Regions from separate parts of the Homo sapiens genome. Here region 2 is linked to region 1. A link is a contact called in ENCODE Hi-C or POLR2A ChIA-PET data. All regions are on one chromosome and are shown on one strand. The core of a region is the stretch at or near the end of the contact, and the rest is flanking DNA. Distances in the headings are between cores, read along the strand shown.

Region 1 (6,557 bases), core at 1,819-4,318:
AACACTGAACAAATGAAGAATATATAAAATAAGTGAAAACATAAAAATAGGTAAGTTTATAGATAGAAATTTCTAAAGTATATGATATAAAGGCACCTGCTTTAGAATGAGGCATCAACATTCTCAAGTCCTGCATTAAATGTCTTGTTCTAAAATTTATTCCTCTGGAAGAAAAGATGAGAATCCGTTCCTTATTTTTCCACTTTCCCTAAAGAAAAAGAAAATGTTAAAAGATTTTAAAATCTTATACTGAACTGATCTTGTTTTGTGACAGGGTCTCACACTGTTGCCCAGGCTGAAGTGCTCACGGCTCACTGCAGTTTCAAGTTCCTGGGCTCAAGTAAGTGATCCTCCCACCCCAGCATCTACAGTAGCTGGAGACTACAGGCATGTGCCACCATGTCCAGCTAGTTTTTTTTTTTTTTTTTTTTGTAGAGATGGGAGTCTCCCTATGTTGCCCAGGCTGGTCTCCAACACCTGGGCTCAAGTGGCTTGGCCTCCCAAAGCGCTGGGATTATAGGTAAGAACCACCGCACCTGGCCCTGTTTGTTTTTTATGAGCTTCCAAGTAGCTCATAACCAAGTCAAACCATCCTGACTCCTTTAATTTCATCTCTCACCAACATTCACTGACCACATCTGCCACCCAGAAATGCCCTCCTTGGTTTCTTTGTTTTTCAACTTCAATCTCTCCAATTCCTCCTTCCAACCCTAAAAGTTCTTTCTTAGCCCTCTTATTTCTGTGCTCTCCATGACAGATGTCTCATAATAATTTCCCACAACTCTTAATCCTTTCTTATTCACACTGCACTTACTTAGAGTCTTATATTAACTGCAAAACTCCTAAATGGCTAACCTTCCCAGACATGAGCACCTCCAATAGATATGGTTGACTAGCTTTTTCAACAGTTTACTTTTTTTGTTTGTTTGTTTGAGATGGAGTCTCACTCTGTCACCCAGGCTGGAGTGCAGTGGCGCGATCTCGGCTCACTGCAACCTCCACCTCCCGGGTTCAAGCGATTCTCCTGCCTCAGACTCCCGAGTAGCTGGGATTACAGGTGCCCGCCACTGCACCTGGCTGATTTTTTTTTTTTTGTAGTGTTAGTAGAGACGGGGTTTCACCATCTTGGCCAGGCTGGTCTTGAACTCCTGACCTAGTGATCCACCCGCCTCGGCCTCCCAAAGTGCTGGGATTACAGGCGTGAGCCACCACGCTGGACCATTTTTAAAGTAATACTTCCATCACATCCTTACTTCCCAGAGTTTTCTAAACAAAGTTCAAATGACATAGCTTTGACACTGAATTTTAAAATAGATTTTCACGTCTACATCATTATTGCCCCAAATGAAGCCTAATGCAATCCAATCTGGCTCTATTTTTTACATTTTTCAGCATTTCCCTACTTCAAAGTCTTTCATCGGTTTTTTTTTCTCCCTTGGAGTGTTCCCTCTCATTTTTTGAATGTCAAAATTCTACACTTCCTCTGATATGCAGCTTACGGGCTAAATCCTTCATGATTCTTTATCTTATTATACTAGGGTAAAAATAATCTATATCTCCTGCACTTCCATAGAATGTATCGAAGTATGGCTCAGATTATAGATACTACCTAGCTCAAGGGAAGAGTGAGAACACTAACATTTACTGGAAGTGTACAAGTCCAGCTTATTTTTCATAAAAAGTAAATATTCCCTCCCCCTGCCCCCCAATCTGCAGGTCAGAAAAGAGCACAGAATGTTGCTGTTAATAACGGGGCTAGAATTTACACTTATCTTTCATTCCACAGAGCTCACTTCTTTCTTAGAGCTTGCCATCACACCACACGGGGTCATTTACTTATCACCTACTCCGCGCTAGAGTACTATGCTAAGTGCGGAGGACGCAAAAATTAATGTCAAAGATAATCCTTGTTCACAGTATTCTGTCTAGCTTAAGAAGAGTTCTTAGTTGAATGAAAGCTAATTCTAACAACTTGTGTGCACTTCTTTTGAATAAAAACCATCAACTTATTTGAATTCTTAAGTTTCCTCCTAAACTCCAACATTTCAGGAGGAAGAGGTCACATTCTAGTCATCTTTGCAATCTCAAACCCAAAGGAAGCCTAACTTGGTACAGTGCATGGCACATTCAATGTCTGTTGAATACAAGTAAAGCTCATACTACCTAGTCTATTTTTCAGTATCTCTTGAGTTAATGACCTGGTTAACAAGTCAGAGTCACAGTCCCAAGGGCAACAACTTTTTAAAGGCTCCCCTAACGTACTTCAGGATCCCTGACTGAGAGTGGCTGACTATGGCAGTATATGGGCATACTAATCACTGGAGAAATAATAGCGAGAAATAACCAAGGAAAAGCACTACTCTCCAAAAACATTAAAAAAAAAAAACAACTGAACAACTAGTAAGAAAGAACGCTGGATCTGAGCACCCTGTAAGTCGCTTCCCCGTGGGCCGGGTAAAGGTTTTAAAACCCGCCGCCTCCAGGAAGACGGCCACGTGCACAAGGATTAGCTGCAAACTCCGTGCCCAGTCTGGCCGGGAGAATTGCTAAAACCGACCTACCGTTAACACCCGGGCTACTCTGAAATTAAGCAAGGCTGTAGTCAAGTAAGTAACCCAAGAAAAGGCGCACAGAGCCGCCGCCGCAGGTGTAGCCCGGGGACATCCCCTCCTACCTTGCAAACGGGGCCTGGGATCCGGTCCCTCTCTTCTTCCTCCACCTCCTCTGCTGTGGCGTGCCGCTTAGCTGGCGGCTCCGCATCTATTTCGTTTCTTTTTGGCTTCTTCGCCTGAACTGCAAAGCCTCCACGCCGTTTCCTCTTGGTTGCCGCCATCTTGCCTCGCCGCCCGCGCTCTTGGCCTCCTTTCCGGCGCTGCCGCTCGCTCCTATTTCCGATCTCTATGGTTCGGCGGCTCTAAGCGCTCAGCTCCGCGGTCGTCCTCCAGGTCTGTGCCGCCTCCTTCCGGTCTCGGTGGCGCGGCACGCGCGGCTCTCTAGGCCTCCTTCAGCTCTGTGGTGACGGTGGCCGAGGTGGAGGGCCGGTCTGAAGAGTGGCGGGACTGGCTTCACTTCCTCCGCGGTTCCTCGGAGCCGCCTCGCTCCTCTTCAGGGACTTTGCTGAGAAGGGCTCTCGGGCGTCCAGACCCCACCGCAAAGGTAGGGTTTCCGCACTCGGGGACCCCGAGACTAGTAAGCGATGCTGTCCCGCGGGCGGGCTGGTGAATGGGGTTGTCTGGGACTCTTGGAGGATTATCTGGACACTCCGGGCCCGCCCCGCCATCGCCTGTTTTGTTGGAGGCGGGGCTGGTGGCGCGGGCTGCACAAAACCGACTCCCCGCGGATTTGTAGCTCCTGTTTGGCCGGGAGATACCGTGTCAGTTGCGTGTCTTCATTCTTCACAACTTTTCACGTTATTGTCCTCTTACGGAGACGAGGAAACCGTAGCTTAGATAATTTTCCTCCAGAATTACAAAGATAGTTAAGTGACATAGGTGGGGTTCGGCCTGGTCAGCCGTGTTCAGCCTCCCAGCCCCTTTCCACCTCTCAGCGCAGGTGGAGCTCGCCGGACCTCGCCAGCACTGATGGGAGTTTTACTGTCTAATCCCTTCAGGTGTTTGGCGATCCGCCGAGAAGTTGTTGGCCCCAGGAGCATCCCTCGGGGCCGAATGCGCAGTGGACGATGCCCCTTCTGACCCAACAGATCCAAGACGAGGATGATCAGTACAGCCTTGTGGCCAGCCTTGACAACGTTAGGAATCTCTCCACTATCTTGAAAGCTATTCATTTCCGAGAACATGCCACGTGTTTCGCAACTAAAAATGGTATCAAAGTAACAGTGGAAAATGCAAAGTGTGTGCAAGCAAATGCTTTTATTCAGGTATGGAAGTAGGCGCCTTTAAGCCTGTGCCATAGATACTCTAAATGTAATTTAATGAAATCGGAAGGTTTCAGTAGACAAAATAACTTAATAGTCATAATAACTTGTCAATAGTCATAATAAATAACTTAATAAATAAATAATAGTCTTAAGTTAGAGAACAAAACGTCATTACTTGAATTTTTTTTCTCTCCCGGTAACAAATTCTTTTCCCATCTTGTTTTACAGAGATAATGGTTAGTAATGACTAAAGTTTATTAAACTAGGCTATTGGCTAGGCTACAGTCTTCTTATTGTTTAACTTATTTAATCTTAACAATAGTCCTGTAAGGTAGGTTCTGTTATTATTCCCGTTTTATATATGTGGAAACGAGGCACAATTTTAAGTGATTTGCCAACAGTCCCACAGCTGGTAAGTGGCTGAATTGGGATAAGAACGCTGAATATTTGTTTCCAGAATATATGCTCTTTTTTCCACTGCGATATGCTATTACTAAAGAGTATTTTTTTCCTTTACTGGTTGTAATAGAATTTTTGTTCTTCCAAAGTAATATTTGTGTGGTTCAGATAGGATTGCAAGTTCAACTAAGCGTTTTTTAACACGTAAGTGCACAGCATGATCTCAGGGATAGAGAGGTAAATAAGACACGGTTCTTGTCCTCATGCAGGGGCATGGTATGGTGGCTCACACCTGTATTTCCAGCTGCTCAGGAGACCGAGGCTGAAGCACGAAGATCGCTTGAGCTCAGGCATTAAAGACCAGCCTGGGTAATCATAGTGAGACCCCCGTATCAATAAAAAATCATAATAAAAGTTGAAACTAATGTTGCTCATGCATTATCAAGTCATTCGTCTATTTTCCAAGTGACCTTAGCAGTAGTGATAGGCACAAAAACGAGACAAGGGAGAGTCACAGAGGGATAGTTTTAGATCCAGGAATGGAGATAAGGATGCTTCAAAGGATGTCTCTAAGATGTTTTGATTGCTAATCAGAAATTATTCTCATGGGATTAGCACAGTATTGTATTTTTTAAACGTATAAAGTGAAATCTAGGACCTTATATTATTAGTTTTTATTCTTTTATGTAACAATTTTCATTTTTACTCTTTTCATAGGCTGGAATATTTCAGGAGTTTAAAGTTCAGGAAGAGTCTGTTACTTTTCGAATTAATTTAACTGTCCTTTTAGACTGTTTATCTATTTTTGGATCAAGTCCTATGCCAGGTAAACTATGATCAGTATAAAGACATAAAAGTGTTATACATAGTGGTCAGAAAAATACAGGAAGTTATTTGGAACATAAACATTGGTTCAGAAAGCTAATGCCAATTCATTTTTCAGTGGCCACAGTCATGGGTTCTAACATTTCACAATGTTAATTGCAAGTGTGTTTATAATTCTTTTCATATTTGTAAAAGTATTTGCATTTTTTTTTTAATTTACAAGGCTTTGAGGGATTGTAAATTCGAACTGGCCAAAAGAATACTTTGGACATGTCTTAAATATTTTTAGCATTGTGAAATGTTTTAATTGCTTCTTTTTCCTAACTTGTCCAGAATTACTCCGCTAGTTAGTGGCAGAGAAAAACAAAAGCCAGTTCTGACTCCTAGTTTACTATGTTCAAAATTTGTTTCTTTTAAGCCATATTTTATAAGTTATGTCTATTTTGCCAAATGATTTTGTGGTGTTTTTGAGACAGAGTTTCTCTCTTGTTGCCCAAGCTGCAGTACAATGGCACAGTCTCAGCTCACTGCAACCTCTGCCTCCCGGGTTCAAGTGATTCTTCTGCCTCAGCCTCCCGAGTAGCTGGGATTACAGGCACGTGCCACCACGCCCGGCTAATTTTTTGTATTTTTAGTAGAGATGGGGTTTCACCATATTAGCCAGGCTGGTCTCAAACTCCTGACCTCAGGTGATCTGCCCGCCTCAGTCTCTCTAAGTTCTGGGATTACAGGCATAAGCCACCGCAACCGGTTGCCGAATGATTTTCTTTAAAATATATATTTTTTTATTTGTTAAGGGAATTTTTAAGAATGGTGAAATTGAATTGCTGTGGGTATAAAACTAAGGAATCCCCAGAAGAATGATTTTATTTCATAGGAAAGCAACCTGGAGATTAGCTAGGAAAAATTCAATATAGTTCTCCAGAAAAATGTATTTTACGTTTCCACAGACAATTCCACTATTATTAATTATACATTTTCTAATACAGTGTTCTCCAGCTAGTTTTTCACAGAAGCATCTGTCATCTTCCATTCCTCACTGTGGCTCTCAATCCAGTAAGGAGAAGGAGTTTGAATATCCTGTCATATTCCTCCTTCCCTCTAGTGGTTTGCAGAGTTAAAATTTACACCACCATTAACAACCCTCTTTTTCTCTCAATTTGATTTTTAAATTCGAGGAAATATAAAGAATATCTCCCAGTTGGAAAAGTTGGAAGGATCCTTGTCATAGTGAGTACACTGACGTTACAGTACAGATGACAGCAATCCACTGTTACACACATTGAACCTTCAAGGAATAGCATACCCTGTTCTGCAGCAATTTAGTTACTTGCTGTGTTGATCCATATAGATTCTCTACCCTGAAATTGTACATATATAAAATCAACAAGCTATTTCTGAGGTGTGTATGACAACCTGAAAATGATTCCAAAGAATTATGTTACATTTTGTTCTG
Region 2 (6,557 bases), core at 1,097-3,596, 2.7 Mb after region 1:
AGGGAGTGCTTAGTAAACGTTGACTTTTTTTTCTAAAAACTATTTTTATTTCTAGAACTACTTCCTTGTGTTTGGGTAAATGGTAAAGGAGAAAGAAAGAGTGGCTTTTATCAATGATCAGTTTTCAAGGAAATTACATTATGCAAATACTTTATTCTTTATCTCATTTAGTAGAAATCAATATCGCCCCTCCATGTTAGCCATTTTTTCTTTCCTATTAATTACATCACAGATCTTATTCTCAGAAATAGATCAAATCAAACTGAATTTGTCTTTGCACTCATACTACAAGAATACATTTACAAAAATCTCATAAACACAAATCGTCATAATCATAATAATTATATTGTGGGCCAGGCGCAGTGGCTCACGCCTGTAATCCCAGCACTTTGGGAGGCCAAGGTGGGTGGATCACAAGGTCAGGAGTTCGAGACCAGCCTGGCCAACATAGTGAAACCCCATCTCTGCTAAAAAATACAAAAAATAAGCCAGGCGTAGTGGTGGGCACCTGTAATCCCAGCTACTTGGGAGGTTGAGGCAGGAGAATCGCTTGAACCCAGGAGGCAGAGGTTGCAGTGAGCTGAGATTGTGCCATTGCACTCCAGCCCAGGCAATAGTGTGAGACTGTAAAAAAAAATAAAAATAAAATAATAAAAAAATCATATTGTGAGGTATATTAACTGACATAAGAAAATGTCCATAATATTTTCTTTTTTTTACATTAAAAAATGTTTGTGGGTACACAGTAGGTATATATATTTGTGGAGTACATGAGATATTCTTTTTTTTCTTTTTTTTTTTTTTTGAGACAGAGTCTCACTCTGTTGCCCAGGCTGGAGTGCAGTGATGCGATCTCTGCTCACTGCAAGCTCCACCTCCCGAGTTCAAGTGATTCTCCTGCCTCAGCCTCCAGAGTAGCTGGGACTACAGGTGCCCACCACCACGCCCAACTAATTTTTTGTATTTTTAGTAGAGACAGGGTTTCACCGTGTTAGCCAGCATGGTCTCCATCTCCTGACCTCGTGATTCACCCACCTCGGCTTCCCAAAGTGCTGGGATTACAGGCATGAGCCACCGCACACGGCTGAGATGTTCTGATACAGGCATGCAATGTGAAATAAGCACATCATGGAGAATGGGCTATCCATCCCCTCAAACAGTTATCCTTTGTGTTACAAACAATCCAATTAGACTCATTTAAAAATGTGCGATTAAGTTATTATTGGCTATAGTCACCCTGTTGTGCAATCAAATAGTATGTCTTGCCACAATATATTCAGTGAAAAAAGTATGAATTTAAAAATCATGGCCGGATGCTGTGGCTCACACCTGCAATCCTAGCACGTTGGGAGGCCGAGGCGGGTGGATTGCCTGAGCTCAGGAGTTCAAGACCAGCCTGGGCAACACAGTGAAACCCTGTCTCTACTAAAAATACAAAAAATTAGCCAGGCCTGGTGGTGGGCACCTGTAGTCCCAGCTACTTGGGAGGCTGAGGGAGGAGAATTGCTTGAACTCGGGAGGTGGAGGTTGCAGTGAGCCGAGATCATGCCACTGCACTCCAGCACTCCAGCCTGGGCCACAGAGTGAGACTCTGTCTCCAAAAAAAAAAAAAAAAAAAAAGTCAAAATTCTAGTTTAATTTACATAAATGCATGGAAAAGTAGCAGGAAAACATTCCCAAATGTTAAGATAAGTTATCTCAAAGCAATGGATTTATTGGTCATTTTTTTCTCCTTTTTATATATTATTTTATTTTTATTGACACATTAGATGTTCATATATTTGGGGTTATATATATATATATATATATTTATTTATTTGAGTTGGAGTCTCGCTCTGTCACCCAGGCTGGAGTGCAGTGGCTTAATCTCAGCCCACTGCAACCTCTGACTCCCGGTTTCAAGCTATTCTTCTGTTGCAGCTTCCTGAGTAGCTGGGACTACAGGCACCTGCCACCACACCCAGCTAATTTTTGTATTTTTAGTAGAGATGGGGTTCTCCATGTTGGCCAGGCTGGTCTCAAACTCCTGACCTCAAGTGATCCACTCGCCTCAGCCTCCCAAAGTGCTGGGATTACTGGCATGTGCCACCACACTCGGCCTCTTTATATATTTTTTAATTGAACTTTTTCCCTACAATGAACTTGTGAGTTAGCTATTGATTTTTTTCCCTTTGGTTGCGAAAGAGAGAAACCCAAATTGATTGTGCTTTAACCAAAGGGGGAAGTTGTCATAAGGATCCTGTTCTATCTCAGAAACTCAATGACAGGAAATAGCAGGGCCTCCCCAGTTACTGGAACCAGAAATGCAAATGCTGCCTACGTTCTTTCTCCATCTCAGGGGCTCCTCTCAGTTTGTTTACTCTGTTTCCTCCCCACTTTCTCTCTGGATCAGTTTTCTCTGGTCCAAGTGAGGGAAAATGTGCATCCTAAAGCCCCTGACTTAAAAATTTATAACCCTGGGACTTTCAGATCTAAATCTCCAGAGTAAGGATTGAGAGTGTCTCAGCTGGGATAAGTACACAGCCCTGAGGCAGTCACCTGCACACGGGCAGAATCATGGCGCACTGACATGGCGGCTTCCATGGTAATCATGTGTGGTGTGCATGTGCGTGTGTGTACAGAAGAGTACATGTACTGTCCACACACACACACGTACCCCCCACACTATTTACAAAGCAATAGTCTTCACAACAACATGGAACTTTATCAAAATTAGAAAAAAAATCTTTAAAATCTTATAAATTGTGTATAACATTGTAAATCAGCATTTATTTCTACCTCTCATTTTTAAACACCTAAACTCATACTTTTTTTTTTTTTTTGAGATGGAGTCTCTCCCTGTCACCCAGGCTGGAGTGCAGTGGCTCGATCTCAGCTCACTGCAACCTCCACCTCCTGGGTTCAAGTGATCCTCCTGCCTCAGCCTCCCGGGTAGCTGGGATTACAGTTGTGCACCACCATGCCTGGCTAATTTTTCTATTTTTAGTAGAGATAGGTTTCCACCATGTTGGCCAGGCTGGATAATACACTCATTCTTAATTAGTGGTCTCACAAATTCTCTCTACTAGTCACAAAATGTAGAGAGTATCTTCTTCAACCATGTCATTTTAGAGAGGATAAACTCAAGCCCAGAGGGGTGAAATGACTTGCCAAGCCACCCCCCCCAGGGGGTTCACGGAATGTCCTCTCAGCAGTTTTCGTGCCAAGTGCATTTCTTCTCCCCTGCCCAAACCACCCATCCTTCATTCACCCTCTCCACACCGAGCTTGGGCCCCAAGACTATTCAGAACAAAGTCTTGGAAGCACAGTGGACCTGGTGGTCCCACAGCACTGCTGCTCTATTCAGCTGCATTTCCTAGACCTGGACACCCACTGAGTCTCTTCAGTCTCTTTTCATGCATAATTAACTCTAACTCACAGATCATAGGCAGGGCAAAGGTATACCGGAGGGGGGTAGGCATATTCCAAACAAAGGGAGCCTCCTACCTCCAAATGTTACAGATTGTTCATCTGGGAGTCCAAATACCTGAACACATACCTCCACGTATGTATTTTTAGTAGAGATGGGGTTTCTTTTTATTATAACATTTTATTACAACAGGATGGAGACCAGGCGTGGTGGCTCACACCTGTAATCCCAGAACTTTCAGAGGTCAAGGGAGGAGGATCACCTGACCCGGGAGTTTGAGACCAGTCTGGGCAACACAGGGAGATCTCATCTCTACAAAAAATTTAAAAAATAGCTGGGCAAAGTGGTGCATGCCTACAGAACCAGCTACTCAGGAGGCTGAGGCAGGAGGATTGCTTGAGCCCGGGAGGTCAAGGCTGCAGTAAGCTGTGATCACGCCCCTGCACTCCAGCTGGGCAACAGAGCAAGACCCTGCATCAAAGAAAAAACAAACCAGGATGGCAAAAATGCTAATTTTTTTTTTTTTTAATTTATTTTTTTATTGATAATTCTTGGGTGTTTCTCACAGAGGGGGATTTGGCAGGGTCATGGGACAATAGTGGAGGGAAGGTCAGCAGATAAACAAGTGAACAAAGGTCTCTGGTTTTCCTAGGCAGAGGACCCTGCGGCCTTCCACAGTGTTTGTGTCCCTGATTACTTGAGATTAGGGATTGGTGATGACTCTTAACGAGCATGCTGCCTTCAAGCATCTGTTTAACCAAGCACATCTTGCACCGCCCTTAATCCATTTAACCCTGAGTGGACACAGCACATGTTTCAGAGAGCACAGGGTTGGGGGTAAGGTCACAGATCAACAGGATCCCAAGGCAGAGGAATTTTTCTTAGTGCAGAACAAAATGAAAAGTCTCCCATGTCTACTTCTTTCTACACAGACACGGCAACCATCCGATTTCTCAATCTTTTCCCCACCTTTCCCGCCTTTCTATTCCACAAAGCCGCCATTGTCATCATGGCCCGTTCTCAATGAGCTGTTGGGCACACCTCCCAGACGGGGTGGTGGCCGGGCAGAAGGGCTCCTCACTTCCCAGTAGGGGCGGCCGGGCAGAGGCGCCCCTCACCTCCCAGACGGGGCGGCTGGCCGGGCGGGGGGGCTGACCCCCCCACCACCTCCCTCCCGGACGGGGCGGCTGGCCGGGCAGAGCGGCTCCTCACTTCCCAGTAGGGGCGGCCGGGCAGAGGCGCCCCTCACCTCCCGGACGGGGCGGCTGGCCGGGCAGGGGGGCTGACCCCCCCCCCACCTCCCTCCCGGACGGGCGGCTGGCCGGGCGGGGGGCCGACACCCCCACCTCCCTCCCGGACCGGGCGGCTGGCCGGGCAGAGGGGCTCCTCACTTCCCAGTAGGGGCGGCCGGGCAGAGGCGCCCCTCACCTCCCGGACGGGGCGGCTGGCCGGGCAGGGGGGCTGACCCCCCACCACCTCCCTCCCGGACGGGGCGGCTGGCCGGGTGGGGAGCCGACCCCCCCACCTCCCTCCCGGACGGGGCGGCTGGCCGGGCAGGGGGCCGACACCCCCACCTCCCTCCCGGACGGGTCGGCTGGCCGGGCAGAGGGGCTCCTCACTTCCCAGTAGGGGCGGCCGGGCAGAGGCGCCCCTCACCTCCCAGACGGGGCGGCTGGCCGGGCGGAGGGCTGACCCCCCCACCTCCCTCCCGGACGGGGCGGCTGGCCAGGCGGGGGGCTGACCCCCCCACCTCCCTCCCGGACGGGGCGGCTGGCCGGGTGGGGGGGCTGACCCCCCCATCTCCCTCCCGGACGGGGTGGCTGGCCGGGCTGAGGGGCTCCTCACTTCCCAGTAGGGGCGGCCGGGCAGAGGCGCCCCTCACCTCCCGGACGGGGCGGCTGGCCGGGCGGGGGGCTGACCCCCCCACCTCCCTCCCGGACGGCACGGCTGGCCGGGCGGGGGGCTGACCCCCCCACCTCCCTCCCGGATGGGGCGGCTGGCCGGGCGGGGGGCTGACCCCCCCCCACCTCCCTCCCGGACGGGGTGGCTGCCGGGCGGAGACGCTCCTCACTTCCCAGATGGGGTGGCTGCCGGGCGGAGAGGCTCCTCACTTCTCAGACGGGGCAGCTGCCGGGCGGAGGGGCTCCTCACTTCTCAGACGGGGTGGTTGCCAGGCAGAGGGTCTCCTCACTTCTCAGACGGGGCGGCCGGGCAGAGACACTCCTCACCTCCCAGACGGGGTCTCGGCAGGGCAGAGGCGCTCCTCACATCCCAGATGGGGCGGCGGGGCAGAGGCGCTCCCCACATCTCAGACGATGGGCGGCCGGGCAGAGACGCTCCTCACTTCCTAGATGTGATGGCGGCTGGGAAGAGGCGCTCCTCACTTCCTAGATGGGATGGCGGCCGGGCGGAGACGCTCCTCACTTTCCAGACTGGGCAGCCAGGCAGAGGGGCTCCTCACATCCCAGACGATGGGCGGCCAGGCAGAGACACTCCTCACTTCCCAGACGCGGTGGCGGCCGGGCAGAGGCTGCAATCTCGGCACTTTGGGAGGCCAAGGCAGGCGGCTGCTCCAAAAATGCTAATTAACAGGAAGAAAAAAATTACTCGGTAGGGCAGACAGCCTCTAACATGGCTCCCAGGGTTCATGGCTGTGTAATCTTCTCTCCTTGTGTATGGGTGAACCTAGTCACTTGCTTCCAACAAACAGGACATGGCGCAAGTGATTAGATCACAGAAGACTGTGATACCTCTTTCCCTTTTGTGGAGCCCTTGGTTTGAGAAAGGGAAGCTGTCATTTTGTAGAGCTGCCCTATGGAGAAGTCAATGTGGCATGAAAGTGATGTCTCCGGCTGACAGCCATTGAGGGCCTCAGGCCTCCCAATGGCCGCACGAATGAGCTCAGAAATGGATCCTCCCCCATTTGAACAGTGAGCCAGAAACCTGGTCTACAGCCCCACACCAAACCTTGACTGCCGTTTTGTAAGAGATCTGGAGCCAGAGGATCTGGTTAGGCCATCCCGCCTTACAAAAACTGTCCCACAGAAACTGTGAGATCATAAAAATTGTTTGGTTGTTTTAAACTACTAAATTTGGGGGGTAATTTGTTATGTAGAACAGTTGGCTAAAACACTTAGTCAGCAGCCGC

The links. A loop is a pair of places that touch in the nucleus more often than their neighbours do. ChIA-PET counts read pairs that join two places held with the same protein, here RNA polymerase II (POLR2A). Pooled maps may share reads with other maps.
Region 2: a pooled map shows a loop between it and region 1 (5-fold over the local background). The contact joins the enhancer-like site here to the promoter of RAD1 in region 1. A Hi-C loop is called at or near these places in 1 of 50 pooled maps. POLR2A ChIA-PET finds 5 or more read pairs at or near these places in 2 of 52 experiments (AG04450 and activated CD4-positive, alpha-beta T cell).

The regions. Positions count from the first base shown.
Region 1 is chr5:34,912,015-34,918,571 of GRCh38, reverse strand. RAD1 (RAD1 checkpoint DNA exonuclease) reads left to right here and starts at 3,068. Exons shown (of 6, transcript NM_002853.4): 1 at 3,068-3,156; 2 at 3,611-3,877; 3 at 4,994-5,102. The coding sequence starts at 3,680. BRIX1 (biogenesis of ribosomes BRX1) reads right to left here and starts at 2,861. Exons shown (of 10, transcript NM_018321.4): 1 at 2,675-2,861; 2 at 97-208. The coding sequence starts at 2,833. It also overlaps a transcript of TTC23L not described here. RefSeq lists enhancers at 2,273-2,878, 2,453-3,352, 3,373-3,432, 2,879-3,484.
Region 2 is chr5:32,207,025-32,213,581 of GRCh38, reverse strand. No RefSeq gene overlaps it. Among named protein-coding and RNA genes, the nearest start is that of GOLPH3, 36 kb to the right of the region's middle. RefSeq lists a silencer at 1,818-1,977. Within about 2 kb of position 2,346, at least 5 of the 41 ENCODE cell types and tissues checked have a DNase peak (open chromatin) inside an H3K27ac peak, as active enhancers do.